5 separate regions of the Mus musculus genome follow, and regions 1, 3, 4 and 5 are each linked to region 2. The links are chromatin loops, found by intact Hi-C in ENCODE. Cell type or tissue: heart. All regions are shown on one strand. Each heading gives the region's core, and the rest is flanking DNA. Links, peaks and the distances in the headings are about the cores only. Region 1 overlaps Camk2d (calcium/calmodulin-dependent protein kinase II, delta). Region 2 overlaps Camk2d (calcium/calmodulin-dependent protein kinase II, delta). Region 3 has its middle 21 kb from the start of Camk2d. Region 4 has its middle 100 kb from the start of Gm25501. Region 5 has its middle 60 kb from the start of Gm40146.

Region 1 (6,328 bases), core at 788-5,787, 76 kb after region 2:
GGATTTGCAAAGTGAGGTTTAGGAAAAAGTAAAAAAATTCCTCCAGCTTGGCAAGAAGCTGTGGCCCTCAGCAAGCACCCCGTAAGGCTTTGTTCTGACTCTTGATTCCTACAGGAAACTCTAAAGAGAGTACTACCCGAATATCCTCCCAATTTGTCCTGTACTAACTTCATTCACTGGAAAAAAAATAACTTAGATAAATACAGAGACATTCCAAGGATGCAAAGCCGTGTTATGGGTGAGACGGTGGGGAGGGCAGATCTTCTGGAGTGACTTAAAAAAGGAGACACTTTAATCTACTTTCTTCCCTGTCCCCAGACATCTTAATGACACTGAGAAAAAAAAATGCAAGCATAACATGATTAGTGAATATTGAAGCTATGCGTAGGGATTCAAATGATTGGTATAACATAGCTTGTGCCACAGTTTTAAGAACAGCTTGTGTGATAGTCTGTGTCTAAAGAGAAAGCTTGAATAAAGTCCTTCAGGTCAAGGACAATCCCACGTGTGAACAGAAGATAACATGGTTCCTTAGCCATCCCCAACCTATGCAAGACCTCTGGACAAACAAGAAAAGGAGGCTCCCTCACATCTCTGAACCACCCACCAAATTAGGAATGCCAAGAAAGGCTGGGGGTGACACCCAGAGATGAGGCTGAAAGAAAAGGGGGGCCATAGGCTGGGTATCCCAGGGTATCCCAGGGGTATAGCATGCCTCAAAGGCTCTAAAACCGGTGTCAAATGCCTAGATTGAGAGGGAAAGAGAAAAGAGAGTAATAACTACCCTAAAAGTAAAGGTAGGGAAAACACTGAGAAAGGTTGAGAAAATATGAAATTGCATGATCTGAATTTGCATGTATGTGTTTTGAGAACATATATAGAACCATTTTAGAATGTTATCATTTCCAATGTTAGGATTTTAGAATTTAGCTTGAGGAACTAAGGGCCTCTCTAAGAAAAGGTATTACCAAGGGAAATGATGCTGAGTTTGCAGTAGAAGATTCTTCACTCAGTAGCCAAGGGGAGTTCTAAAAAAAGGCTTAGCAGAGCAGGACTATGGAGTGTGTACCAAGGAGAAGAGACCAATTTATAAGCTATTGAGGAAGTTAGAGGGAGAGGAATTTGATTATATAAATCCTCAAGGAAAAAGAGGTGAACAGGCTGGACAGTGGTGGGGCACACCTTTAATCCCAGCACTTGGGAAGCAGAGGCAGGAGGATTTCTGAGTTCGAGGCCAGCCTGGTCTACAGAGTGAGTTCCAGGACAGCCAGGGCTATATAGAGAAACCCTGTCTCAAAACAAACAAACAAACAAACAAAAAACAAACAAAAAAAAGAAAGAAAAAGAAAAAAAAAGAAAAAGAAAAGGTGAACAGGAGAACACTGGGGAGTCTTCAGTCTAGGTACATCTCTAAGGCAAGGCAGAAGCCTCACAGGCTAACACAACCCCAGGAGCAGGTTTGGGTAGGGGTTCAAATCCATACAGTTTTCAGTATAGTATAATGAAGAAGGTATTGATACAATTCCATATGAATATTCTAGTAGGCAACAAGGAATACGTCTAGAGGTAAATGTCAAAGAGAAGAGTGGAGCAAGGAAAGCCAGAATGTTCATAAGATGCCCTTGGACACAGAGGAAGGAGACTAGAAACAAGAAAGTTGAGACAGAGGTGCAAGCTTGAAAACCCAAGTATTGTACAAAAGCCCCAAGAGGTAACTCACTTTTCAAGTCTAGAGGGACTGAGGAAGACTAGAACCAAGAAGGCCCCAGTGGACTTGGTACTACCCAGGAGGGGATGGAGTCACTCAGAGTACTTTCACTCAACAACAATGGGGGCCTGAGCTGAAGACAGACATTCGAGACAGGAAAGGCCTTGATACCCTATGGAATCAGAGAGTCCTGTCCAACACTCAGCTAGCAGTCTGTCTACTGTAGCCATGATCATCACCTGGTAGCAGCTACCGACATAGTTTTGACTTAGGGGCGATACTGTTGCTTCTTCTGGTCCTTGGAGATAGTCAAGACTCTAGAAAATATTTCACAGCTGACGCACATACCTAGTGCGGGCACTTCTTTTACAGGTTCCTGTGAACAGTCCAAGCTTCCCTCACAGGGCTGATGCTCCTGACACAGCTGGCACCCAACTTCAGTATTTTATGCAAATGAAAAGTAATGCTGTTACACAGAGCCCTGGGGGCCTTGTGCAGATGAGGAAGTCAGATCAAAATGTGAACTTCGGAGTCAAACAAACGTATTTGAATCTTGGTTCCACCCTCTGTAAACTAAGCAAGCTCAACCAAATTTAATTAACATCTCTGAGACTCACAGAGTCCCGATTTATATAGGCACAGGATCAGTTACTGACAGTGAACTGAGTTTTAAAAAATGGAGATTTGGTTTCCTGAGACATAGAGTAGTCTGGAAAGTAATAAGATAATTATATGAAATATAAGATAATTATATGAAATGTTCAGAATCAATACGTTTCAGGTTATTACTATCTAAAAAAAATCTACCTATTTTTCTTAAAGCTTTCTTCTTCCAAACAGAATAAAGAACTGGAAGTTTGGTACTCTGTGTAATTATGAAACAGATATTTATAAAAATAAAATACTATCAAAATATCTAATAATTAGAATACTGCTATAAAATAAATACAATAAAGTTATTGCCACTTATTAAAATTATTACACCATCTGCCCTGTGATAAACCATGAGGCTTTCACAGTGATTGTTAAATTTTTTGGTTTGCAAAATAAATACTAGACTTGGGCTACAATATACCCATGAAATAAAAGTGATATGCTACACTTTAAAATTAAGGACAAGGAAATGAAAACACCTCAACAAAACTATAAATTACTTTAGACAGGTTTCTCATGAAGAAATGGAGGGGGGGGTCTCTCTATGCTGCACAACTCAAGGATGAGGAGTGAAGCAATCAAAGAACTATGAACATCCAGAAAAAGAGAAAACATTACAGAAAGATCAGTTATACCGTGGTTCCTCAGTTTATAATCGTCCCAATTAGTAGTAAAATATGTGACATTTCAACAGGAAGGGATTCCTGTGTCCTGGAGCATACGCGGCAAACAAGGCATTAAAGTCCAATAAGGGCAGAGGACAAAAGAACAGGGTCAGAGGAGCTGTCACGGATCCAGGTCATCCACAGAGCTGTTTGTGAAGCCATGCGTGGATGCCCAGGAGTCCAGCCTGCCAGCGTACAGAATGAATTGCCCAGAGCCTCAGCAGTCCATTTCCAGCCTGAGCTGAGACAGCAGTATCAATCACTAGCAGTAGGAAAGGGACTGGAGCGGTGACAGGCTCTTAGGCCAGGGAACTCTGCAGCACAAAGCAAGAACTGTTCCTTTTCTGGCAGCTCACTGTTGCGATCGATGCCTAAGCCAGCGAATGCGTGTGAGTCAGAGACTCTCATGCTCTGCAGTGACCCCAGCAGCCTCTCTTCCACTGACCATCATCTGGTTCTGGGCCTTGATGTGATTGGCTTATTTCTTTTATTAGGGTAATCTTTATGCCTGGTAAGAGTGGACATATTCAGAGCTGTCTGCCTCTCTGTCTCTCTGTCTCTCTCTCTGTGTCTCTCTCCCTGTCTCTCTCTCTCCTTCTCTATCTCTTTATTCTCACTCCCTCTCTCTGCAACTATACTGAACATCCTGGTAAACTGCAATGAGTTTTTAAACTGATTAAAGTCAGCTTCATAATTTAAAAAAAAAAAAGGTTCAAAGGATAATAGGAATTGCCTTATAAGAAATTTGCAGATGAAGATGGATATATTTTCTTCTCTACTCTACAAGCAAAAGCTTTTATTATGCCAGGGTATTTCACTCTGGCTCATGTCCACTGCTGTCATAATGGGTTTCTGTTATATAAAGAGGCAATCACTCAATGAGGGCTATTCTAAATCAGTTCCATTAGAGGGACAACTGGGGAACTCCAGGGATTTGGGGAAAGGTGGGAAAGGAGAGAGCCAAAAAGAAAACAAGACATCAACAACACAATCAAAAGAAACAGGAAGATACATAAATAAGTAAATGCGTCTTCTTGGTTTCTAGGCCGAGATGGAAGTGAGTCTTTCAAAGGATGACGAAGTTGGCCTTAGTGATGCACAGGCCAGAAACTTAAAATATGAGAAAAAGGTAGAGTCAAAATTATTTTAGTGATATTGTATATATATATAAATTCCACAATCCTCTGAAACAAATAGCCAACTTATACAAAAAAAGAATTATGCTGGGCATGGTGGCATAAACATTTAATCCCCACACATGGAGACGTAACCGATCCCTTTAAGTTCCAAATCAGCCTGAACCACAGAGCGAGTTTCAGGCCAGTTAGGGCCACAGAGTGAGAAGTGAGACCCTGTCTTACAAACTACAACGAAAACAAGAATAGAGGAAAGCCTGGAGTGGTTTAGCTAAGGTTACACACAAAATTCCAAAGCCACAGGTGACCAGGAGGTGGTAACTGAGACATAAAGAGACTGGAAACAGACATCTACGGTAAACCTGGGACAGAAAATCTAGTGCCCGGGCAACTGGGAGCACAGCTGAGAGCAAAGCCACTAGAAGACAAATAAACCTGAGCAACTAAGGAAAAGCCTTTCAGGCCACAATAGACCTAGTAGAAACGGGAGCAGAACTAATGTACAAACTGGACTCGTCTTGCAGCATAGGGAGAATTTCAAATTACCCATGGAGTCAACAGCTTAGCTTCTCAGAATACATGAGGTGGCCAGGAGATACAAAGCTGTTTTCCTGAGTCAAGAGAGACTCAAGAATTCAATCCATAGCCCAGAACCCAGTAACCCACGCAGGAAAGTCTTCTAGACAATGAAGCTCAGATTAACCAAACTCACTCTACCATCTATGTTTGTAGAGCCATAGCCTGGCAATGGTTTCTCTCTCTCTTTTTTTTTTTAATTGCATGAAATTAATAAAAAATAATATTTCTAAAGATTTATTTCTTTTTATAAATATGTGTATATGGTTTCAAAAGTTTATATGTTCCACATGCATGTAAGTGCCCAAGGAGCCAGGAGAAGGTGTTAGATCTCCTGGAACTGGAGTTACAGGTCATTGTGTGCCCAGTTCTCTGCAAGAACAGTAAGGGCTCTTCACGGCTGAGCCATCTCTCCATCCCCTGAAGGATAATGTTTTATGACATATAAAAAATTAAATTTGGCTTTCAGTGTCTATCAATAATTCTGCTAGAATGCCATCGCTCTCGCCTTCCTCCAGGAAATGGTATGCCTGCTTTTGAGCAATGATCATTAAGAAAGTGAAACTAGAAAGAAAGCCCAGCCACCAAAGCTTTTGACTATTGTTAAGTGTGCTTCCTGGGAAAACCGAACAACCCTCACTTCCCAGCAGACTCCCAAAGTCCTTTAAAGGAATCACATGCAGCAGGGCAAGCCAGTCATAACAACAGTGAGAGGCAGCCAACTCTCTTTCGTCAGTGACTGGTTTTGTGATTTCATCTGGAGAGCAGGTTTTTGCTTTGAATAACACGACAGTCTATTAAGTGCTAAGTGTTTAAGAAATGTTCATCCGAGCAGAGCGGCATGGTCTATAATCCTAACAATCTGGAGACCTAAGTTCAAGGGCAGTCTGGGGAGGGGAAAAAAAAACAAACTATAACTTTAATTTATGGTTATGTTTTCTGAGATATCATTTAATCACTCCCCTGGAGGATGAGGAAGCAGCTAGCAGCTTTAGCTGTCCATCAGATAAAAGAGACTTTTCACTCTCCTGACAGGAGGACTCAAGCCCTCTATGGATTGTGGGAAGCAGCAAGAAGCACAAAATGGGCCCAGCCCAGAAAGCCAGCACCTTGGAAAATACCAGTAAAGGTTGAGGGACCGCTTATGAAGGGTGGGTACAAGGAGGTATGCTAACCCTGCTCCGCGCTCCTCGCTCCTCTTCATGAGCCAAAGCAGAGAGAGTCCAAAGCATTGCTCACGGGCTGCAATCTTCCCTTAGGTGTGGCTCCGCCTTAGGCCCCCGAGACATTCCGTATAGGCAGAAGAGAACCAGAAGGCTTTCTTGTGATTGCACAAAACAAGCATGTCACAAATCAAAGTTTATGTGGCTCTCTCAATTGTATTAGTAGGACTTTTTGTGACCTTTCTGAGTATCTAAATTTGAGCTTATAAAAATAAACAGGCCTGTGTGGTGACTCTACACCAGGGGCTATTTCAGAGATCAGTACAGAGGCAAATTCCTTCCTCCTGGGGTTTATATGCCACTGGGAGGAAAGCAACAGAGAAATAACTATATAATAACATGGTACATATAACACAGAAAAAGAAT
Region 2 (6,328 bases), core at 459-5,458:
AGGTAGTCATAAACATCTCTAAAATTAAAGTGCCCACCTGTCTGTCTGTCTCTTATCTATCATCTATCTATCTATCTATCTATCTATCTATCTATCTATCAATAATCCATCTATCCGTCAATCCAACCTATCTAAAATCCTTCTATCTCTTCACCCATTTACCCTTCATGCATTTGTTTACTTAACTCCATGATGATTCTTCTATTCCTTGCTACTCAGAAAAGAGGCCATTACGAAAGCCACTCTATTGAGGGATACCCAGGGCTTCACTTTTCAGCTCATAGCTTCAGTTGTGTCATGACACTTCCTACTTTCCCAACTACACTATAATCTAATCATTACTGTTAGAAACTCTGATCTTATCTAGATATCAATCAATGGCCCCACTACTAGATACATAAAATACTGTTGGACATAAAACAGATGTCCAGTGAGAACAACCGGGTGGTGACTATCTCCTCCCTCAATCTGGAGCCGGCTCCTGGTTCTTTCCACCAGTTTGCCTGCTGTACCTTAGTGTTGGTTCTGCATGCTTATTATTATTTTGGATCTTATAGATTCTAGAGGTTGGCAGTTAACCAACTATTTGAAATGGTAAGTGTCATTGCTCTTTTAACATATAGTTATCCTTTTTTATGGATAATCTATTAAGATTGATCTTACATTATAAATGTGTTTTATATACATTTATTCTTTTGTTTGAAATTTATCTAAGTTGAAGAAGTATGTTCCAAGCCTTGGTTAGGTTAAGATTCTCTGCTAAGCACTGTGGAATCAGTCACATAGTTGTTGGTATAGGAGTGCCTTAAAATGTACAGCAGCCATAAGTACCTTTGATAGTGGTAATCAACATACCCCTGCTTATGCTTTTCCCTACATGATTTAAATGAACTAAACCGCATGCATTCGGTATCTGAATTCTATGTGAACTAACATACGAGTCAGAATAAAGAAATACAAAGAGAGGGTGTAGGAACTGTGAGGGAAGCTTGCTTTGAAGCCTGGTGATGAAGGTCTTTATATTTGAGTACATTGATAAATGTGGAACTTCCAGCAGTTCACTATCGTGTAGAATGTATTCATTTGGTTAAAAAAAAAGGCACACAATGAAGTCAGAAGTCAGGGGTCTAACACATATATACACACATACAGTGCCTTCATTGTATAAGCTGTAAACTCTACTGTAAAGTCTGTTAGTACGATTAGGAAGTGGTCTACTGACAAGCAGAGAAGCAGACTCTGTAGAGTCTGTCCAAGTCATCAATTTGGTAAAACTAGGTCGGCAGTTACAGAGATTACAGTAAGTGCTCTCAGAAGTCCATCTCCATCCTTTCTGAAGATCAGAGAGATAGGAGGAGAAACCAGGGTACGTGGCACACCATTTCCTTTGGTAGTGAACTTTGCTTGGATTTTTTTATTACTAAGAATAGTAATAGTATCTTATGTCAGAAAACTGCTTCCTTTACAGGCAATGGTCCAGGCCACTGTCATTTTTGACTTTCAACGTCCAGTTTTTGAAGGGCTTAGCTAAGTTTATACACGTAACAGCAAACCCGTGTTCCGAACCCATAACGTTCGCCATAAAATTAAGGGAAGAAGTTTCTCACTTTTTATGTCTGGCTTCAGAATACACATATGGTCACATCAATGCAGTAAAATGTTCCATGTGGGTGTTAAGAGAATCTGATAAAACAGCATGAATAGTAAGCATATCCACGCCAGCCCACCGGATGGGTAAGAGGTCCAGTGGGTAACACAAAGGGCCTCTGACTGCTCGCTCGCATGGCCACTAATGAGTTTTTGACCTGGTTGGCCAGGATAGAACTTTTCAAAGGCACACATAGTTTTTCTCTATCCTAATAGGTATATGTGGTAAGCGTTAGAAAGTGTGATATCCTATGCTGACTCACCCAAAGCGAACACCCTCAGCCAGAGCTTTGCTTGATACAACTCAAATCCTCAAAATCAACTGAAATTAAATAAGATTCTGGGGGGGGGGAAGGTCAAAGTTCTGGTAAAAATCATAACTTCACATAATAATTTTGATGCATATTTTCATTGAATAATAAGTAATAAGTACAGATTCGCCACTTACTACAGTCCCAGAAGTGAGTGTGTGTGTGTGTGTGTGTGTGTGTGTGTGTGAGAGAGAGAGAGAGAGAGAGAGAGAGAGAGAGAGAGAGATGGCGTGGGGTCCAAGTCCTTCTACTGAACACTACATTGTCTCTGTACTGATGGGCACGCTGGGGTTGCAAACAAAGGACCGAAACTACAATATACTGTGTAGTACATCAGCTTCTCTCACCGCACCTGATGGTTTTATTTCATTTACCATTGTAAATTTCACTGTTTCTCAAAAATATCAAAGGTAAGCCTAAAGTTATGAGCAGACTGGAATAGAAAATTAGTGGAAGACTTCCCTAGCCCGTCTCATTCCAAATGACCTAAAGTTTTCTTGTTCTCAGTGGTAATGGGAATCACATAAACTCTTACAAGCTAGTGGGGTCCCTCTGAAAAAATATAGACCTGTGATTGATATGCTTGCTCTGATACAATCTCTTTCCTTCCTTATTTTTAAGAGACCTCAGTATTTTTATTTGTAGAAATTCAAATAAAAGAATCAATAAGCCTACAGTCCTAGAATTCTAAGAATTAATAGGAGGGAAAAGAGTTCAGGGCTCAAAATGGCACTTAATCACTGAACCTAAGCTGTGTTAATACTTTTTAAGATTATTTATATAATGTTAGATATATAGTATAAATGTAAAATATCATGTATGATCAAAGTGTACTGAAAATCATAAATCTTAAAGTCAAGTTAAATTCCATGCCCATTCCCTGGGGTATGGAAATAAAGCACGTTACTTATTGTTAACGTTAGCAAACTATTCCTTTCTGAAAGACAGGAATTTATCAGTTTCAAGGATATGTTAGGAGCTGAATGGAGGCTGTGGTAGAGGAAGCACTTGGATTCATGTATGGAACGAGTCCACATATTGCTTGAGTGTTTGCCTTTCCGGGCATAACTGCAGCTGAACAGTCATTAGAAACTGTGTGGCTCTTTCTTCATCTTCTCCAACAGCTTTACTCACCTTTAGGTCCCGATGGACTACGCCCATCTGATGGCAGTGTAGCACAGCCTCCAGGATCTGCTGAATGCAATGACTGCATGCAAACACCAGGGGGCGTGTGTTAGTTCCCAAGCTTACACTCACTGTCTGTATACCCTCAGAGAGACCGGGTTAGAGAGCAAAGCTAGCAGACAACTTGTGTTGTGGTTGACCTCCTTCAGTAATAGAAACACATTGCTCAAGGAGAATGACTACTACCTCGGAACAGTGAGGATATGACCAGCCAAGAGCCATGATGAGAATCTATGTGGACAATATCATTTTGTTCTAGAGCTCATTTCCTGGTTATAAATTCTTCCAGAAAACGAACAGGAACACAAATGTTATCTCTGTAGTTGTGGTATGCTATCACTTTATCCACATAAAATCTTTGCCAATTCTTTCCCATTTTTCAAGTATGGTTCTAAAAGTCCCAATAGCACACAAGGCACCATTGGATTTAAGTGAGGACGCGTCATGAATTTTTGACAATCATGGACTTCTTGAGCTGCATGCAGTCTAGCTGGCAATCATTACCCTTTGCCTGGGGTTTGTCAGGCTCAGGTGAGCAATGTGTAGCCAGTCGTCCTGCTTCAGCAACCCATGGCCTCAGAACAGAAGTGGTGTTTAAATCTACAGGCGGACATACATCACAGACCAAGTTCATTCCAGGCCAATGCTGGACAATTCAGGAAAGCCTGCCCTCTAATCGCCTCTGGTAATTTACTGCTTGGAAACGGCGTGCCGTATTGATGTTGTTCTTCCCTTCCTGCTATGATGTATATGTAGCCTGTAGATGAGCAAACTGAAAAGGCAGCATGCATTGTCATTCATTATTCATTTCAAGATAGAGTTGGGAAAGGCATTTTGAACACCATTTGAAATGCAGCCCCCCGACCTCTGCCCTTTCCCCAGAAGAATAAAACCAAAGAAACTTCTTTGATTCAGATTTATGGACTCCATATACTGACCTTCAGGTCCCTGTGAACTATGCCATTTAGGTGACAATGATTTACACTCTCTAGAATCTGTTGTATACAATGACTGCAAAGATACAAGGGCAGAATGGGAGGGAGAACATTTTAAAGGCACATAATCACATTGGATTAAAAAAAATAAATAAAATGAAGGTTCCAACAAAACAAAACAAAACAAACAAACAAAATTATATTTATTCACACTTTTCTTAGCTTTACACCAGCATTTAAATAACGTTGAATAAAGCTAAATCTGATTTTTACTAAAATGACATCCAACATAGAATTTGTGACATAGTCAGACAAAACAATTTAAGCTGTGCTTCCTCTTGTTGGTCTACAGATAAAAGCAGAGGTGAGAGAAATTGAGGTTCATATTCTGAAAGGAAATTGGATGCTTTAGTTCCCAAAATGGTCTGGAAAGATTATCTAGAGATGCCCAATTTCCATGTGCTTGTCATACACAATCCAAACTGTTTGAGATCTGAGGTCACAAGCAAACGGGTTGAAACGAGAGGGTAGACACAGACGAAGTGGTAAGTGAAACAGGGATTTCAAAAAAAGAGGAAGGACACACGTACCAGTGATTTAGAAGGGGTGCTTCCTGTACGACACAGGGATAAGAAAATGAATGCAAGCTCCAAGAGGAGACGGGGGAACAAAGTTGACCCATGACATAAAATAAACTGCTTACTGTAAGAAGACTCTGGGGAGGGGCAGAGGAGCTTACAAAGAAGTTTAAGATCCTCTGGGGAACTGGTAACTGTGAACTCTATTTCCACCCACCCACTCTAGAGAAGGACCCTTTACTTATTGCCATGTTAAAAGGCACCAAGGATGCTACTCTTACTAGACGCTTACTAATTTCGTCAGCTGCTAATCAGATTAGAGTAAATCTTTTGCCTGGCAGCCCCAAGTCCCCAATAAGCTGTCACCTGACACACAATAACGCAGAACACACCACACTGACACGTCTTTGTACACATTGACTGTGCAGTTCAAACCCAAGTACAAACTAAAGGGTGTCCTCTGAATCAAGGAAAAGTGGAAACCTGATAACATTATCAGCCACTTGGATGACATTCTACAGCAAATTACTGAACTGCATAAAAGCAATCACTGTCCCATTCTTAACAATACAAATATCAAAAATGCCCATGACAACTGTGATTTTTTGGCTCCAAATTGGTTGATATGGCCACCTAAAGCTGCCTCACTGAAATGCATCGACTGCATAGTTTATTTAGTCACTCCTCATTATTTTTAACTGTGTGGTTCTCTTATCTCAATGTGAATGCCACACTGTTTTGTAATATTTCTGTTTTGTCTAACACTAAAAATAACATACTTGGTCTATGGCAAAAATTTTTAAAAATTAATATTAAATTAACTATTATCCTCTTTATTAGTGAGGATGGATTTTAGTCCTAAGTTCTTGAGGGCTAAAGCCAATGAAGTTTTAAAAGGTTGCGAGGAGACAGCTTCTTCATGGTCGTATCTGGCAACAGAATTATTATTGATTTCATGTGGGATGTTTATCCTAAAATTTTTCTAGAATTAGGAAAACTTGTGGGCTTTGTCTTGTTATTTAAACTTCTGGCCACCATTTAAAATCATCTCTGGTTCATTTCAACCACAAGTGTTCAAACAATATGTTTATCATAACTTGAAAAGGTAAAATAGTTAAATTTCCTCTACATGTCTTTTTCCTTTTTAGATGTATTTACTTTATTTTATGTGGGTGAGTGTTTTTGGCATGTAGGTATGCACACGTGAGTACTTGGTGCTCAGAGAAGTCAGAAGAAGGCATCCAATTCCCGGCAACTGGAGTCACAGGTGAGCCACTATGAGCTATGAGCCACTCTGTGGGTCGTGGGAAATAAACCTGGGACTTACACAAGAACAATAAGTGCTCTTAACTGTTCAACTGTCTCTCCAGCCCCAAACTTACCATCTTCATTGATATCATCATTAAAACTATTGCCCATCCATAACAAATGGGCAATTAGCTGTTTCAAACCTGCTCTAGATCACTTTTCTTGGAACAAATGTGAGGATTTTAAAACTAAGGATTTATTCATCGGAGGACAGGCTAAATAGAATTTGCTTCTAACAACAAAATGTCCATTACATATTACAGTGTAGTCAGGTACAGTCACATGCACAGAATACCATAAACACTAGTATTACGCCAAGAAAATGTAGTGCCATAAAACCAAGAAAAAAATAGAAGTTGAGAAC
Region 3 (6,328 bases), core at 398-5,397, 200 kb after region 2:
AGCAATTCTCTTACCTTAAACTGCACCCTACCATAAACTTCTCTAGCTCTTTCCTTACCCCAGTTTCTAGTTCCTACCTAACTTGGCCCTTTTGGTCATGCGATTTCTTGACTTCTTGGTTCTTCTTTGCCCTCTTGGCTCACTCTTGGCTCTTGATCCCCTCTCCAGGCTCTCTCTCTTCTTTTGCTTTCTTGCCTAACCCACCCACCACCTCCATGACTTGGTCTACTACTCTGTTGGCTAAATTCAGTCTCTTCCAGATGCCTCTGGCTGTTCTTTCCCTCATATCTATCATAGAAACCTCTTCAACCACACCTTGGAGCAATCATGTCTTCATTTTCATTCAGCTAACACATATTTAAACAGAGACAGTCTCCCCAAAATCTGTTTTACTCCAGGTGCCAAGATGAGTTGCCTACCTTAAAGCTCAGACACAGATCCACTGGGACACAGCACATTACGTAAGTTTAAATCTGCTTTTGCACAGAGGACCTGGCTTTGGCCATTAGGATTGGTTTCTCTTTGCAAGTCTGAATTCCATGCTTTCATGAAGGACCAGGATAGAAAGTTATGATGAGAACTTTTTCTGCATCACCTTCCTCTCTGCCTTTGCTCACATGACTTGCCTATGGTCAGAGCTGCATCTTACATCTTTAGCTGATTGCCTAACATTTCTGGACATTAAGAAGCCAGCTCCTGGAACTTAGCTAAGGAGAACTAGGAAATTCACTCCCTAGGGGTTTTTGTTGCTAGACAATGAAACTAAGTGTTAACACAGGAATATGGATATTGATGTTTTGAGCTAGTCTGAATCTATTAGTTCAGATTCAAGAAATGGACATTTCTGGGCCAGCCAAGTGTTTATTTTGTTGTAAATTGCGATTATAACTGTAAGGAAGAAAACCATCTTAACACACTGCCAAGAGTGCCGTCTCTGGATGTTGTCATGTGCAATGTATGCCTGCAAACATGTGACTACAAAGACACTCAAATGAACTATGTACTCCGGTGGGTGTGCTTCTTGTCCACAGCGATAAAGAAAATAAGAGATGGCTTGCTGTTCCTCCAGCTGGAAGAAAAGTAAATACAGACCCAAGGATGGCTCTTCAAACACCCTAGATGCTACAGATAAGAAAAATGATAGCTTTTCCCACACTCAGAGAAGTAAAATAAAACATAACAAAACAAAACAAACTTCAGAAATTAAAAACACAAACCCCCACATCGTTGCCAAGGCAGGGCCTTTTAATCTTAAGTCAGTCTGTTTCTCTGCTGGTCCAGCCCTCAGCCTCAGCCTCAGCCTCAGCCTCAGTCTCAGCCTCCAGCTTTGCATTTATTTTTTATTTTATTTTGTTTTGTTTTATTTTATTTTATTTTTTTCAGTCTGGGTTGTTTTGGAAGCTTATCATCCATTCTTTTATACCACTTCTCTAATTCTGTGTTTATAATGTGCTCCAAAGAAGGAGGGAACATTTTCTACTAAACAACACAGCTTATTGTCCATCTTGAGAAAGCCATTATACACAGAAGTGAATGAAAGTTAGATTTATTCTATGTGCAGTAGGAGGAAATCCCCTCCTGTGTTCAGTTCGGTAAATTCAGGAAAGATTTGTCCGTTGCTGGAACCCTAAGAGAATTAGAACATGAAGCCAATTCCAAGGAGAGCAACGTAGAAGCAGAAGAAAGATACTTTGTGTATGCAAATGTCAATTCAATATATAGGCTATAACTGGAATCTTATCAGGCTTTGCCAGTGACTCCTAAGATATTACTTTTAAACCACTGTTTACATAACTAGGCAAGCGCTAGGCCCTGGGTTTAGTTATCAGCTCTGAAACAACAACAACAATAACAACAACAACAACAACAAAAGAAAAAAAAAGAAAAAAGAAAGAAGAAATAAAGAAAAAGAGTAATAACTTTTGTCCCAGAGAGGCTTGTAATTCAGAACTAGATCATTAGATCATCAAAGATCTAAGAATTTGCCAGCTTGCACTTCTTTTCATGCTTGACTTTCTATTTTGCATGGCAGCAAATGACAAGGTTATACAGGTGGCTTAGTCACTATGCAAGACTGTCCAGCTGAGGGACACGGTTTCTGCTAGCCGAGCTCTGAACCCTCAAAGCTGAGCTGACCTAGCAAGAGCACCTCTCTGAGTTTCTAAAAGAAAGCATATGGCCAGAGTCCCCATCAAATTTGCCATGGGTTTGAATGTTTTGAGTCTAACTCATGCCGTTACCCTCAAGTGAATACGGTTCAACCTTTAACAAGTTCAAGTTTGCTTGGATGTGCTGTTTTGTGTGTCTTACCTCTGGTTCAGAAGGTATGGGTATATGAGTTTGTTTGGTTTTGATTGCAATTTGTATAGATTTTGAAGGAAAGAGTATAATTCAGAATAGCTCTTCATCATTTTCCTATTTCAGATTGTTCTCAAACATGAAAAATTTCTAACACTAAATTACTTGTGATGTTTATGCCAGAATGGGAAATATGCCAAAAACGTGGAAATGATCTAGATCTAGAGGAAGTGCTAGGCTTCTTTTTTGCTATGTGTAGAAAATCCTTTATAGGTGAGCCACGCATTTTCAAGGGATTCTGAGATCCATCTCTTTTTCAGTTACTAGTGGTATGATTGGTTAAAAAAAAATAGTCTTAGATTTCTCTTCAAAATTCTTACAAATTCTTTATGAAATTTTCAAATTAATCAAATAAAAATTCAGAGCTCCTCGCTTAAATTGAGTTTCATATTAATAATAAATATTATTTAGTGCAAGAATGTACCTGTGATAAATTGCACTGAACACACACATACACAGAAACACATACACACATATGTGTGTGTATAAATATATATATATATATAAAACATATATATGAACACATACACACACAGATATATGTATATACACACACATATATATACCACATACATACCATATATATATATATATCTCCATTGTCTGAAATTAGCGTCTTACTGGAAATTATGTATTTTATCTGATAGCCCTTCCTTTTTCTTTTTACAAGTTGAACCCTATACTATTACTGTAGGTGACCAAAATATATAGCCCTAAAGAAAGAGTTTTGCTTAGAGGCATAGATGTGGGGGTGCTCTCTGTTCTTCATTTATTTGCCCCAAAGGACATAAATTAGTAAAGCTTAGTAAAGCCTTAGATCGATACATCTGGAGAAGATACCAAAAGGACCTACATGAAGTGGCTTCACCTGCCATTCCCTTGCTTATGCCGAGGTTGCTGTCCACAGTCTCTAAGTTGTTTTCCTTTGCCTTCTTATGTCTGTAAAAATGTGCTGTTTTGGGGGCTGAAAAGATGCCTGGCTCAGTGGTTAAGAGCACTTACACTCTGCCAGAGGGCAGGAGCCGGCTTCCTGGTACCATGTTGGGAAGTTTACAACTACCTATAGGTCCAGCTCTGAGTATCTAGTGCCCTCTTCTGGCCTCTGAGGGCACCCACATTTGTGGCATACATATACACATAAAATATAAAAATAAAGAGAAAATGCTTAAAAAACACAAGTATATAAACTGAAAATAAAAACCATTTTTCTGAGATACTCACTCTCTGGATGTCTACTGTGCACATATGAAGTAGACATGTTAAGGTTTTTTGTTTATTTTTTTCCACTGGTTACTCTGTCCTCACATACAAAGAGGGTACAGTCTATGGGTACAGTTAAAGAAAAAGCAGCAGTCCTCTTCCTCACATTTCTAGATGTAACTTAAGCTGGAAGATGTAGTCAAGAAAATCAAAACAGACACATGAAAGTCATTAGTTGGTGACTTACTTAAGATATAAGTGAATACTTACTTACTCTAGATGAATAAAAAAGGCCTATGGGGTTTCCTTAAATAGCATGAATTAAGAATAACAGGTTACTTTGCTTTCAATAGTACTATATGTGTTTTCAATAGCAGTGAAGGAAGAATGTTTTGTTTTAAACATAATTGAATACACAAGCTAACTTTCTTTTCAGAGTGTCAAGAAAACACAGAATAGAGCCACCCATTATTATTATTTTAATACTGTTTTTATTGCAAATATTATAATGCTCTTAAATCAATTACATAGAAGTACTGCAATTATCTATAGATAGTCATTTAAAAATAATCTGCTTTTGCCTGTTATCAAAACTAAAGAGGGTGATTGGTCTCTCATTTTTTTAAAATTGCAAATGTTGTTTAACTTAAAATCTGAAGGATATCTGCCTTATAAAGTGGTGTGCAACTTAAAATTTGTCATTTAATAATACAAAACATACATGTGGACTCAGAATAATCATGTAATTCCAGTAAGAGTATAATCTTTGTAATACATTAGATAAATCTTATTTTCCTTTATTACTTAAAACTAAAGCCACCACGATTAGTTTTGTACGATCAATAAGTACTTTATTGTTTCATGGAGTATATTAGTCAGAATATATAACTTAAATTTAATTTTTTTTAGCTGGGCAGTGGTGGCACATGTTTTTGATCTCAGAACTCAGGAGTCAAAGGCAGGCAGGATCTCTGTGAGATTGAGGCTCGCCTGGTCTGCAGAGCAAGTCCCAGGATAGGCAAGGCCTCACAGAGAAACTCTTTTTTGAAAAAATAAACAGCAATAACAATAACAAAATTTACTTGTTTTTATAACTACTAGCAGGTCGTATTATGATAATGTTAATCAGGGTTCTCTAGAGGAACAGAACTGAGCCGATAGAATTAAGATGTATTAAAAGGAGATTTATTAGCTTGGCTTACTAGGTAACTAAACAGTGGCAGTTTTCATACAGGAGGGGTCAGGAAGGGGCCCAGGCTATAACTGCCTCAGCAGTTACTATTCACCCCAGGGCTTGGAGGACCTAGAGAGCCACTGAGGCTCGGTCCATGTTGCAAGGCTAAACAATGTGAGTCCTGATGTCAGTGAAGAATAGCAGCAGCTAGGACAACATCAACAATAGATAGACTCACCACTTAGACCTGAGAGCAAGCAGCAAAGAGCAAAAGCTTTTCCGTGGGACGGACTTCTGCATCTCTCTCTCTCTTATATATATATATATATATATATATATATATATATATATATATTTATATATATATACACATATATGTACATATATACACATACACATACACATACATATACATATACATATATATGGTACTGCCCAGATTAAGTGTGGGTTTTCCCACTTTAATTAACTTAATTCAGAAAGTTCTATACCAGTCTTCCTGGAGACTTGTTTCTTGGTAAATTCCAAACCCAGCCAATCTAATCACTAAGGTTAACTTCCCTGTGATCTAAATCAAATACTGTTAGATGTAAAGTAAAACAAGCAAATTAATTAATTAAAAAAGCACTGTTAAAAATGGTAGCTTAAGGGTTTTTATTTACCTCCTCTGAGTAACATGCATAAGGTGGTAACAGCTGTTCTTCACGCCTATATGATATACAACAAATAAAAAATAAATGTAATTTTTTTCTAAACTTTTGGATACAGTTTCAAGACAGGAAGACTAATATCCATCTTGGGTTTGTGATTTGTGATTCTCGGTTTTACTAAAGATAAGCATCAATTTTAAGAATTAACTGGAATTGCTACTCAGCATTGTTTTGTGCAATAAAGAGTTCACCATTAACTGTGAAACAATGCATACAAGGATATAGAAAACATCACTTACCTTTGGATAGAAATACTTTTTGTAAGTAGTAGTAATGTTTCACTGACTTTGACAAGAACTCAGCCTTGAAGAATGCCCAGCAGAGTCCATCACTGGAGGGTTGGCAAAATGTCTGATTCCTTTTAATATCCTAGGAGTCCTCACAACCCTTGAGGCAAGCAAGGCCTCTGGTGAATTTTGCAAAGAGAGATCAGGGTAGGTTGGTCCTAATTACCATTTGATGAGTTTCTCAGACAGTCACAGTGGAAGATAATGCAGTTGAAGTGACACTTGGGGGTAAAAAATGGATAACTTTAAAGTACTTGTGCTGACAGGAAGTCAGTAGGAGTCTGGAAGGGCTTGTTTGGAAGAGAAATTGTGGCAAAAGAAAAGAAGGAGACACTAACAACAAACTCAGTATCCTTATCTTAGATGGATGGGCAAGTACTTGGTAACGTAAAGGCAGGGGTGAGAGTGTGCTAAATAATAGTTATTATTACAGATGTGACCTCTGGAGGATGCTTACTACATTCCAGGGCGTTACAAGGACAACTATGCAACTTGTAATATAACAGAAACTTTTTGGAAATTCTTCAAAAGAATTGAAATTTGGAATCTACTAGCACTACAAATTTGGAAAGAGCAAAAGTCCCAGAGGAAGTTGCACT
Region 4 (6,328 bases), core at 384-5,383, 130 kb before region 2:
CGGAGGATCCCGCAATACCTCTCCTGGGCATATATCCAGAAGATGCCCCAACGGGTAAGAAGGACACATGCTCCACTATGTTCATAGCAGCCTTATTTATAATAGCCAGAAGCTGGAAAGAACCCAGATGCCCCTCAACAGAGGAATGGATACAGAAAATGTGGTACATCTACACAATGGAGTACTACTCAACTATTAAAAAGAATGAATTTATGAAATTCCTAGCCAAATGGATGGACCTGGAGGGCATCATCCTGAGTGAGGTAACACATTCACAAAGGAACTCACACAATATGTACTCACTGATAAGTGGATATTAGCCCCAAACCTAGGATTCCCAAGATATAAGATACAATTTCCTAAACACATGAAACTCAAGAAGAATGAAGACTGAAGCGTGGACACTATGCCCCTCCTTAGAATTGGGAACAAAACACCCATGGAAGGGTTACAGAGACAAAGTTTGGAGCTGAGATGAAAGGATGGACCATGTAGAGACTGCCATATCCAGGGATCCACCCCATAATCAGCATCCAAACGCTGACACCATTGCATACACTAGCAAGATTTTATTGAAAGGACCCAGATGTAGTTGTCTCTTGTGAGACTATGCCGGGGCCTAGCAAACACAGAAGTGGATGCTCACAGTCAGCTAATGGATGGATCACAGGGCTCCCAATGGAGGAGCTAGAGAAAGTACCCAAGGAGCGAAAGGGATCTGCAACCCTATAGGTGGAACAACATTATGAACTAACCAGTACCCCGGAGCTCTTGACTCAAGCTGCATATGTATCAAAAGATGGCCTAGTCAGCCATCACTGGAAAGAGAGGCCCATTGGACTTGCAAACTTTATATGCCCCAGTACAGGGGAACGCCAGGGCCAAAAAGGGGGAGTGGTTGGGTAGGGGAGTGGGGGTGGGTGGGTATGGGGGACTTTTGGTATAGCATTGGAAATGTAAATGAGCTAAATACCTAATAAAAAATGGAAAAAAAGAGAAGTAAATTAACCTTCAACAACAACAACAACAACAAAAATGTCCAACATCCAGAGAAATGCAAATCAAAATAACCCTGAGATTCCACCTCACACTGGTCAGAATGGTTAAAATCAAAAACTCAGGTGACAACAGATGATGATGAGGATGTGGAGAAAGAGGACCACTTCTCCATTGCTGGTGGAATTGCAAACTGGTACAACCACTCTGGAAATCAGTTTGGTGGGTCCTCAGAAAATTGGACATAGTACTACCCGAGGACCCAGCTATACCACTCCTGGACATATACCCAGAAGATGCTCCAACATGTAATAAGGACACATGCTCCACTATGTTCATAGCAGCCTTATTTATAATAGCGAGAAGCTGGAAAGAACCCAGATGTCCCTCAACAGAGGAATGGATACAGAAAATGTGGTACATTTACACAATAGAGTACTACTCAGCTATTAAAAACGATGTATTCATGAAATTCTTAAGCAAAAAAAAAAAAAAATCATCCTGAGGGAGGTAACCCAATTGCAAAAGAACACACATGGTATGCACTCACTGATAAGTGGATATTAGCCCAAAAAGGTCCAAATAACCTTTAAAGAAAACCAACATTAACACTGTAAGATAATCTTCACCCTCTTAATTTGGAAACAATTCCAAATTTCTTCACTCTTAGTAGGGGAAATGGGGTGCTCAAGTTCCTGTAGGTACACAGTACAAAAACAGTGCCTTTTATACTTAAATACACATAAAACCCTTTGACTCAGCAGCTCTATCTAAGAAATTCATTGATGTCACTATGTGAAATATACTATAGTATCTTTAAAATAATAGTGTAAAAACCCTTGTGATAGTTTTATATCTTTAATAGGATGTAGAATAGCATGTAGATTTAACTAGAAAATGTGTATTAGTAAGTGCTAGGGAAAATGTAGATGGTGTATGCATATTTTAAAATATATTTTACACTGTCACTGTGATTGATTGGTAAATCTGTTGTCATTTGTTCCCCATGGTTCTGTGGAAAAGGAGGCATTCCAGGTCATACGTAACCTCTGGTTAGATTTAATTCCTCTCTCCTTGCCTGCCCGCTTGCCTTCCTTCCTTCTTTCCTGTTTTCCTTTCTTTTCTCCCTCCCTCTCTCATTCCCTCCCTTCCCTCTTTCTCCCTGCTGTTCATCCCTATCACACGCTGTGATAGTATATGCTCCTTCTATTATATATATAAGTAAGCCTAAGTAGATAAGCACAGTTGATAAGGTATTATAAACCCATAACTAATATTTTAGTTTTAGACCAATATAGAGATTAGTCAAAAACAGAAAAACTTTGTAAATACATTTCCCCCAAATAGGAACGTGTGCTATATGAGTTGTATGAAAAGAACTTAAGCTAAAACACACATAGATAACAAGCATAGGGAGGAGTTTTAACTTTGGAGTCCAATCTATAAAGACCAATAAGATTGACTCACGTGAGCTCTGTCTCTGAAAATCTTTTTTTTTAAAATTGGTATAGATGAGGTTTTTCCCTGCCTCTACCACTAGAGGACAGCAGGCGATTGGACATCTGCAGAAGGTCCATGACTGCTTTTGTGACCAAATTGCCCACCACACACACAGGCTCACTTTTCTAGCTCACAGTTCTCTTTGTAAAATGTGGAGTGGATTGTTGACCTAGTAGCTCTAACATCTCTGTACACACACACACACACACACACACACACACACACAATTCACTTACACATTAACTATTAAAAATTTAATCAGAAAACCAACAACATTTTAACTCAAATCTGTAGAGATGGGCTATTCTCTCTCTCTCTCTCTCTTTTTTTTTTTTTTTTTTTTTTTTTTTTTGGTTTTTCGAGACAGGGTTTCTCTGTGTAGCCCTGGCTGTCCTGGAACTCACTTTGTAGACCAGGCTGGCCTCGAACTCAGAAATCTGCCTCTGCCTCCCGAGTGCTGGGATTAAAAGCGTGCGCCACCACGCCTGGCTTATTCTCTTTTTAATAAAAAGTGCATCACTAGGAATGAAGAGAAGGTTAAGTAAGACCCCTTGCTGACAAGTCTAACAATCAGAGTCCATTCTCAGACCCCACATGGTAGAAGGAGGGAACCAACACCTCAAACATGATTTCTGACCTCCACACGCACCACACACACACACACACACACACCTGGAGAGGAAGAAGGAGAGGGAGAAGGAGAGGGAGAGGAGAGAGGGAGGAGGAGGGGGAGGGAGAGGGAGAGGGGGAGGGAGAGGGGGAGGGAGGCAGTTATTGAGACCTTTCTGTCAGTCAGCTACTGGTTCAAGCACTTTGCTTATGTTGTTATTTGCACAGCAAGCAGGCAGTTTCTCACTTATAGAGGTAAGATGGGTAGGGTCAGAATAGCAGTGCCACATTGCCACAACTCTAGTCTTCTAGAAACTATCTCTCCAGTGATAAAAAGCCAACCCTAATGTCTAACAAATGATAATAATTATTTCTGTCTGTTGATTCCCTAGTTTTGCTTTTATAGAAAATTATTTTCTTGGGCACTTGTCAAGGAAGCACAGTCACTCTACATATTGGGTCTTCAGCAGTGCATTTTTTACTAAAAAGAGAAAATAACTCATCTCAACAGATTTGAGAATGTTGCATATGTAACATACCCTGTTACGTATGCAATATGTTCTTGACATAAGAACACTGATGTGCATTCATCAGACAATTATATTGATCCCCACTAATTGCCCTCCTCCTCCTCTTCACATACATATGGACTGTGTACTCCTTCTCTCTCTCTCCTCCCTCTCTTTCTCTTACACACACACTACAACACACAGGCATGCCTGGGGTGTCCCACCCTTATCTCCCCACCCCCTAGCCTTGCTTCCTCATACCTCATTGCAGTTCACAGGCAAGTTGTTCTGGGTGCATACCTCTCTCCATACTGAAGAAGCAACAGTGTAACTACTGACCTGTGCTTATTTATTATCTGATTTAATGTTGGTAGGACAGCTCATGGACTGACTCTTCATATGTGTTTTAATCATCATTTCATTAACTTATGCCCTGATCTTTATTTCTCGCTATGAGTTTGGGTTGCTCTTGTCTTTCTAAGAATTCAAGTTGTATGATTGGATTGCCTTGGAATGAGTAGATCCTGAAGTCTGATAGTTTAGTTTCTACGATCAGAGATGTAAACTTTCTTCTTGGGGATGCTTTAGTTGTGTCCTATGGTTACAGTAAATTGTGTCCTAATTTTCATTTGATTCTAAAACTGTATTTCTTTAATGACCCTCTAGTTATCCAAGAATGCTTTTTATTTAATCTCAGTCATTTGTGTAGTTTACATAGTTTTGGATTTTTAGTTTTAGCTTACGATGATCAGATAAGATAGCAATAATTCTTTCAATCTCTTTGTGTTCCTTAAGGCTAGCTTTGGGCCTAGAATGTGAGCCGAATTTGAAAAGGTTAGATGGGCTGCCGAGAAGAACGTGTATTCCGAATCTGTTGGTAGAATGGAATATTTTGTATACACTGACTAGATCCACTTGACCTGTAGTATAACTCAAGAGTCTCTTTATTAACTTTTCATTTATAGGATGAGTTTAAGAATGAGTAGATCCTGAAGTCACACACTTTTGTTGGGGACTGGTTCTAATGCTTCATCTCAATTCAGCTCCAAAACTCGGGCTTCCAGACTCTGAAGGCACCTGCTCCCAGCTGGCTTTGATTGTTAATAAAGAATTACAGTATAGCTGGACAGGGAGATGGAGGTGGGACTTTTAGATTGCTCTGGCAAGGGACTGAGTGGGTAGAAGACCAAAGAGAATCACCGTGATGGGAAAGCAGAGAGATTAAACTTAAGGTCCTGTCCACACGTAAGAATCAAAGTAAATGACCACAGGAACTACTCCCCTGACTGGGTCTGGGATAGCAAAGATAAAATATAGATTTAGAAAATGTTAACCAAGAATTTCCAGAGTGGAGTGTGTGTTAGTCACTGGGAGTTTCAGAAAGTGCCCAGCCACTGAGCCAACAAAGCGTATTAAAAATATCACTGCATGTATGTGACTGTCATTCACAAACCCAGAGCTCTGGAGCGTGGCTAGAAGCACATTTGACCCGCTGGGAGCTCAAGGCAGATTAACTGTTTACCACTACACACTTTTTTTGTTACCAGGACATATCAGACCTTTTTCTGTCCGTTAATCTTTATTTTATGAAGTGGGTGCCCCAGAATTCAGCAATACACATATATAATTGTTATATCTGTGTGATGAACTGTTCCTTTGATTAACACATAGTGGCCTTCTTTCTTCAACAACTTTCAATTTGCCATCTGTTTTGCCACCTATCAGAATAACTACATCAATTGTTTGGCTTTGTTGTTGTTGTTTAACAGCTTCAACTCACTTCATAGATTGTGTCCTTCCTTTGACTCTCAGTGTGTGGGTGTGTTTGCCAATGAGTGAGTTTCTTAGAGGCAACAGATAAGTGAGTCTAGTTCCCCCCCCCCCCCCCCCGTGAGTCTAGTTTTTTAAGCCAGTCTTTATCTCGCTATTGGTGAACCAAACTGAGGTCATTTTCACTTAAACTATGTCTGAGGGATTGCCAGTTTCTCTAATTTTGTTGATTGTTTGCATAGTTGGTTGGATGGTTGTCCTTTTTCTTTCTCTCCAGTTAGCTTAATGAGCTACCTCCTCTCCAGTTAGCTTAATGAGCTGGATTTTATTGGCTCCTAGCTTTCCTTTATTTGTGTATTTTCTCATGCTGTTTATTCTTTCCTTACTCCTCCTGTGATCAGGTGCTGAGGCTCTCTTTCCTCCTCCTCTCACAGCATCTCCTTAAGCTTCCTCTCAGTGCTGTCTTCATGACCATCAACTGCCTTCTTTTGTGCTGGTATATCTCTCCATCTGTTTTCAGATAGCTGTGCTGGATATAGCCATCTTGTCTTGACAGGCAGACAGACTGAAATCCATTTAGAGCTTGGAGTGTATCATTGCATGCTTTCCTGGGTTTTAGTATTGCTGACTCGAGGTGTGATGTCAATCTGCAGTGTTTGCCTTTGTAGATGAGTGGGCCTTCTTCCCTTACAACTCCAGCTGCTGCTTCTCTGGCTTTGTGTTTTTGCCCTCATGATTGTAGTATCATTGAGAAGTTTTTCTGGCAAGTGCCATGCATTTGTTGTGCACCCTATGCTCAAGGTTTGGAAAAATCTTCCACTGTAAGCTCAATGGACAGGCTTGCCTTGCCTCTTAAATTTATCTCTGCTCTTTCTTTCACCCCATCGATCTTGGTGACTTGGTTGCATTTAAGAGGTGTAGGGTATGGTGGTCTTGCTCCTGTG
Region 5 (6,328 bases), core at 393-5,392, 730 kb after region 2:
ATATGCCTTTCCTGTCACTATTACAAAGCCTAATAATGATACCGGGGCACTAGCCCATCCTATTAAGATTTCCTGAAGATCATTATGAAAATGTACTCTTATGTAATAATGCTGTATAAACGAATTGATGATTTCACAACTCTTGATAATGATTTCATAGAATGCTTAAAATAACACAAATAATCCCAAGCCCCCTATAGAATAAAGTTGCAAATAAAGCTCAGAAAACCTTCATACGTGATGGGCTAATTGTACTAAGAGAAAAAAGTAAGCTTGAAACAAATTTGTGATCAAGGTAAAACATTCGTTCTAGGTCAAGTCCAATGTCACAGATCAAATATTCAACCAGATCAAAAGGAAAACTTCTCCAAACTGAAGAAAGACATACTCACAGAGACAGAAGAAGGAAAAAAGACCATGGCAGACAAAACCAGAAGTTCTCCATGGCCTATCATAGTTAAAACACTACACAATATAGAACAAAAAGAATTGAAGCAGCAAAAGTCAAAACCTTAAGTCACAACATATAAAGGAAAGCGTATCAGAATAAATAATAGCTGATTTCTCAGTGGAAACTTTGAAAGCCAGGAGTTTGTGTTATAGAAAGTATTCCGTATTTTAGAACATGGGATATCTAAACTCTGGACTTCTCTGGGCCACATACACAAAGAAAAATCATCTTGGGTAATGCAGTAAAAATGAAATTTATCACTTGAGACCAACTGGCCGATTGATACACTGAATACATTCTCTCCATCCCTTCCATTTTGGCTAGGGTATTGATTTACTTTTTATAAGAATAGGTACATATTACTTGCAAGATTTTGGATTTTTCTCATGATGCTATAGTTCGCACCACTGCATTAGAATTTATACGACCTAAGATCCTTTGAAAGTCAATATCTAAAGCTTAATCACAGTAAGTAAATAAATATGCCTTTAAGAACAAAGTGTGGAAGTAAGATTGCTCCACAAATGTCATTCATTCTCAGTGACCCAACTGAATTTCTTTTTCTCATCCCTGCCACTCTGAGATCCCATCCCTCTAAAGGGAAAGATTGTCACTAAGAAACACATCACAATCTTTGTTAACCCTTATAAACAATCATTTCTCAAGTTCTCCGTGTTGCTTCTATATGTGAACAGAGAGTGAGAAGTAAAGTTATCACATTATCAGGTTTGTCTGTCTCTTTTCTTCTGGACAACATAGCACAAGGAGACAGGTAGGAGCGTATATCATGTTCTGATAATCACTTGGTCACCTCTTGGTAGACTACCATGTTCCACTGCTGTACAAAATACCACCTACTATATAATTTCTAAGCATGAGAAATTTGTTTTACACAGTCGTAGAAGATGGGAAGTCAAACATGAAGGGATCAGAGCTTCAGAGTCCAGTGGGGCCCACTCACTCCTTCCACAGTCATGCCTCTTACTATGTTATACATGATAGAACGTGGAAGACACAAGTAGGCTCAATCCATTTCCCATAGACTCAGTTCAGTTCCATCTCAGTGTCTCAACATATATCTAAAAGAATGCCTATGTACTATAGCTTACACATTGTTGGTTTGGGTGTTCAATAGAAAGGGGTAGTGACCATTTTCTGGGAAGGTGTTGGTCACCAGACCTTGATGGCTAGAATCTTCACATATAATGTTACAGGTTACAGACCAGGAATGAAGAAGTCATGCTCTCAGGTTTGTGAAGATGGTCAGTATGTTTCCTATTGTCAACTACTATCAGGTTCAAGAAACCACAACACTCAACTTCACCCTTCTTCATCACTTATCCAATATTTAATCACATGAGAATATAGAAGCTCATTTTCCTTTCCCTACTTTAAGACAATAGCAAAAACTATAGTGCATGGACAACAAGACCACCTGAAGCTACTGAAGTTTCTTGTCATTCCTTCTGTCTCATCCTAATTCCTGAAACTCCCTTTTTTCACTCATTGACTTCATGGCACATCTTATCTTGCATTTGTCCCTAATACTCTACCTGGAAATGTAAAGTGTCCCATTATTGTAGAATGTATTCTTCAAGGTACTTACTGATCTGGCACTACTTCAGATGTTCTGGGAAGATGCTGTATTCTACCAGATGCGATTTTTCTTTACAAATCCTGAGAAATTCTGGATTCTAGAAATGTTGAGAGCCAAAGATTTTATATAGATTGATGCCCTTTATTTACAAAACAAACTAAACAGACTTGCTAAGAATAAGGCTATGGCTGTTGCCTAAAACCACCACTTCTTTCCCTTATGCATTCACTCTTCCTTGAAATGCTTAGTCTTCCTCTAACCTATGATTGACCCACACATCCTGCCCAGGATTTACTCTTTAAGAAAACTGGCCCTTCTGTTCATGATATTTGCATACACATCTTAAAGGTATGATCTCTGTCCTTAATGTTTTTACTAATTCTGATTTGTTAGAATAGATTTACCATGCAAGGTGAAGATTTGAGTTTAGATTCCCAGGATCCTCATGACAAGCTCAGTGTGGCAGTGTATACTGTAATCCATCAAGACAAGTCACTCGCTGGGCCTTGCTAGCCAGCCAGACTAGCACAAGAGGCTAGCTTCTGATCCAGCGAGAAATCCTGTCTCAAATAATAAGAACAACTGTTGAAAGCTCCAAGATAGACTTCTTCTGCCTACAGGCACGAACATACATTTCATTTGTATCAGCACCCACCTGAACACTCACACCCTAACTAAAGAAAAATAAAGCAACTATCCTGTACTATTAGCATAAGGCAATCTTAAATTTTCTCACGTCATGCTATAGCAATTGCTCAGAGGAGGAAGACAGTGGGCAATGGAACAAACAGTGACTAGGATAATGTATTTTTGCCTACATGTCTCCCAAGGACTGCTCCTGAGAAAATCAAGTGGGTTTTAAAGTTATCTGGCATTATGGCTCCATCAAGTGGCAAAGTCGACAAGAAACTTTGGTAAATTTCTTAGTTCGAAAAATGCCTTGTTTAGTTTTTATGCTGCAGTTTTTCTCGGGGTCAAATCAAGTTCTAGACTGCTGCCAAATTTCTCCTTATGTGTGAGCCTCCCCTGAGTTCTTTTCAATTTGGTAATTCTGAGCATTTCATCTATGAACAGATACTATAGATTTTTGTGGGTGGACATGGGAGAAATCCTATTGTTTACACTTGGATTCTTTGAATACCTGTAAGCTTCCATTTGCCAGTGGATGTGTTATGGCTGGGCTTCAGATCCTTAATGACCTGTAGCCAGAGGCATCAACCCCATGGCATCTGGCTTTCCCCGGGTGGTTGCTCATATGAAGCGTTTGGTATGCACACGGCATTACTCAGAGCAACAGACTGAGGCAGAAAGGCTAAGAGAGGAAGCACAAAATGCAGGTCTGTTTTTTTCTGAACTTAATTCCCAAAGGAACATTGCTTCACTTTCCCTGATCTTAGCATCCGTTAGATAATAGCCACTTTGGACAGCCCACTCGGGAGGCTGGATCCTCAGAGTTGTCTTGAAGTTATTCCACAGGTTCCCTTTCTGAAAGGAGTACACCACTATTAGCCCAAGACAATCTGAAATTAATTTACCTTAAAATTGTTTACTCTAAAAATAATAATCTTACTGCAAACAATACAGTTCAGTATGTTCAAGGTAGCATCCGGATGCTACCTACATATATACATCAATTATTAATTCTACAGGCTTTAAAATCTCTTATTAGTTAGAAGTATTGTTGTTTCTATTTTTTTTTAATCTTTGAGAGTTTCCTATATGTAAACAGTGTTTTTGATCATATTCTCTCCCTATCATTCCCCTGTAACTTCCCTGTTTCCTCTTCATGTTCTTTTTCCAACTTAATACACTCTTTTTACAATCCATTTAGTTCATTAATTGCTACTTATGTGACCATAGGTTTAGGGCCATCCACTGAAGTATGGACAACTGGCTATACATATTAAATAAAGTTAAAAATTTAAAATACCATCATGTATTTGACCCACTAATGGACTATTCAGATGATTTAGCTACTCCCATATACATGTGTGGGCAGAACCTTAGATATTAATAATTATAGTAACACCATAGTTTAGAATATCTATATAAGATTTTCTTTATAAAAGTATGAAAAGAGTTGTGAGCTAGCTTATTTTTATCAAAAATAATAATTCCCAGTACATAGACTCCAATCTTGAAAAATATTTTAAGCTATATTTATTAAAATTTGGTTAAACATTTGAATTCCTTTAGCATCAATAGTGCAGATTAACTTTTAAAATATGCAAAGAGTAAACATTGTTGAAACATACTATGAAATAAATCATTAAAAAATAAATAGTACATTCACGTTTTCAGATAATACCATTGCAATAAGAGTGATTTTGCTTTGATCTATAACCAGAAGAGGGCATTAAGTGACTGTCCTAAGAAGAAAACCATTTGTGGAGAGACTGTTTTCCCAGACTAATGTATTACAGCATACAAGAACTACATGCTGAAATATCCTAAAATGTATCAGATGAGAGTCTGCTTTAAGACTGCAGTTTTCTTCCGAACTGAGAATCTCATGAGTGAATGGTTTAGTGTTACAAATAGCACTTTATCTGATTACAACCAAGGGTTTAAGACAGAAGGTACTTTATTGTCAAAATTCAGTGTCCTAAGAGAATCCTAGGACTTTCTTCTAGAATTATTATGAACAAAGTTGGAACTATAAAGTGGCTTTTACCAAGGTTGAGTTCTCCTCCATTGTCCCCTCTGAGACCAGCCTTTCTCTCTTCTCAGCCTTTCTTATGTCACAGGAGGGATGCAAAAAGGGAGATGGTTGCTGCTTAGTGACGTATTAAAGACACTGCAACTTAAAAATTTTTAAACGATGATCTCATTTTACAACTATTTGTATGTAGATGTGCTCTCCTGGGAACAGTAAACGGTGTTCACATATCTGATGGTGTCCATGGTAACCAGAAGAGGGTGTCATATTCTCCTGGAGCTGGAGCTATAGGCAGTTGTGACCCACCTGACTTGAATGTGAAAACCAAACTCTTCTGAAGTAGCAGGTGCTCTTTCTTAAACACAGCCATCTCTCCAGCCACAGAACATGAACATTTTTATCTCAAATGATGTTTCTGAAAAATGTTTTCTCCTTTTCCAAACAGAATCTAAATGATTCCCACAAGTAACTCTTCTCTCTCTCTCTCTCTCTCTCTCTCTCTCTCTCTCTCTCTCTCTCTCACACACACACACACACACACACACACACACACACACACACACACACTACACACTATCATGCACATACATACACCATAAAAGACTGAAAATTTGAGGGAGGGAGGGAGGGACAAAAAAAAGACTGAAACTTTAAAAAGATTTAAACTTTAAAAAAGCAGACTGCCACTAGAAAAAAATAGGTAGAAATAAATAAAACAGAATATGGTATGCAGATATTAACTGTGCATGGTGACAAGCACCTGTAATCCCAGAACCCAAGGGCAGAAGCAGGTGGGTGGCTGTGATATAGTCTCAAAGGAGTAGGAGGGGGAAACAAAACAGAGCAATAAAATGTTTGTGACAAAAAAGTGAGACCAGCTGTCAAGAGGGTTCCACAGGTAAACACTCTTGTCACAAAGCCTGAAAACCTGATTGCTGAGACCCACTCGGTGGAATGAAATAATACCTCTGTAAATATTCCTTTGAGCCCTACACATGCTCCATGACATACACACATGCATAGTGTGAACACACACACACACACACACACACACACATACATGAATATTTTTTTTTAATGAAAGACTTTTGCAGAATTAAAAAGAACATCAGGGTAGGATGGAAGAGGGCTACGTGGAAGGTAAGAACAAACTATGATGATGTATGAAATGTCACAATGACACATTATGTTTTAAAATTCAGATAGGGGAGCAAAATACCATATCTAAAGGTTTAAAACAGAAGAGTAATTTATTGTCAAAATTCCCAGGGTTCTAAGAGAATCCAAGTAATACTGACTTCAGGTCACGATAAAGCTAGGACATGGGAGTCCATTTTTCTCATATATAACATTACATAAATGCATCTGAGGACTTTTAATATTAGCTGGTTAGCTGAGAGAGACAGAAACTTAGTCAATGCCAGCATGACTGGATGATGTAGGGTCCTTTGAAGGCAGAGAGTGGTGCTGACTTTCTTCTCTGGCACTGAAGACTCTAATCCCAGCATTCCTATAGGTAAGCAGAGAATTAGCTACCTACACACACACACACACAGACACACACACACACACACACATACACACACACAGACACACACACACACACACACACACCAACCTT

Evidence for each region. A loop is a pair of places that touch in the nucleus more often than their neighbours do. Peaks named below come from ENCODE experiments on the same cell type or tissue, not always from the same donor. Only the 100,000 strongest peaks of a DNase experiment are listed, where the experiment ranks them.
Region 1: it touches region 2 in a loop (3-fold over the local background); 7 of 42 quality-filtered maps call a loop at or near these places.
Region 3: a loop joins it to region 2, with 3 times the contacts of the local background. A loop is called at or near these places in 16 of 42 quality-filtered maps.
Region 4: a loop joins it to region 2, with 2.2 times the contacts of the local background. A loop is called at or near these places in 3 of 42 quality-filtered maps.
Region 5: a loop joins it to region 2, with 4 times the contacts of the local background. A loop is called at or near these places in 2 of 42 quality-filtered maps.

What each region holds. Positions count from the first base shown.
Region 1 is chr3:126,692,606-126,698,933 of GRCm38, reverse strand. All of the region lies in intron 3 of Camk2d (calcium/calmodulin-dependent protein kinase II, delta), which reads right to left. Among named protein-coding and RNA genes, the nearest start is that of Gm15551, 27 kb to the right of the region's middle. In heart, for the core only: no CTCF peak of the experiment used is centred there; DNase peaks (open chromatin) are centred at 3,263 and 5,383; H3K4me3 peaks cover 471 bases; H3K27ac peaks cover 1,609 bases.
Region 2 is chr3:126,768,611-126,774,938 of GRCm38, reverse strand. Camk2d (calcium/calmodulin-dependent protein kinase II, delta) reads right to left here. Exons shown (of 21, transcript NM_001346635.1): 6 at 4,082-4,154. Among named protein-coding and RNA genes, the nearest start is that of Gm15551, 100 kb to the right of the region's middle. In heart, for the core only: no CTCF peak of the experiment used is centred there; a DNase peak (open chromatin) is centred at 3,168.
Region 3 is chr3:126,573,230-126,579,557 of GRCm38, reverse strand. No RefSeq gene overlaps it. Among named protein-coding and RNA genes, the nearest start is that of Camk2d, 21 kb to the left of the region's middle. In heart, for the core only: a CTCF peak has its summit at 3,453 (motif pointing left); no DNase peak of the experiment used is centred there.
Region 4 is chr3:126,899,935-126,906,262 of GRCm38, reverse strand. No RefSeq gene overlaps it. Among named protein-coding and RNA genes, the nearest start is that of Gm25501, 100 kb to the left of the region's middle. In heart, for the core only: a CTCF peak has its summit at 2,531 (motif pointing right); no DNase peak of the experiment used is centred there.
Region 5 is chr3:126,043,153-126,049,480 of GRCm38, reverse strand. No RefSeq gene overlaps it. Among named protein-coding and RNA genes, the nearest start is that of Gm40146, 60 kb to the left of the region's middle. In heart, for the core only: a CTCF peak has its summit at 2,937 (motif pointing left); no DNase peak of the experiment used is centred there.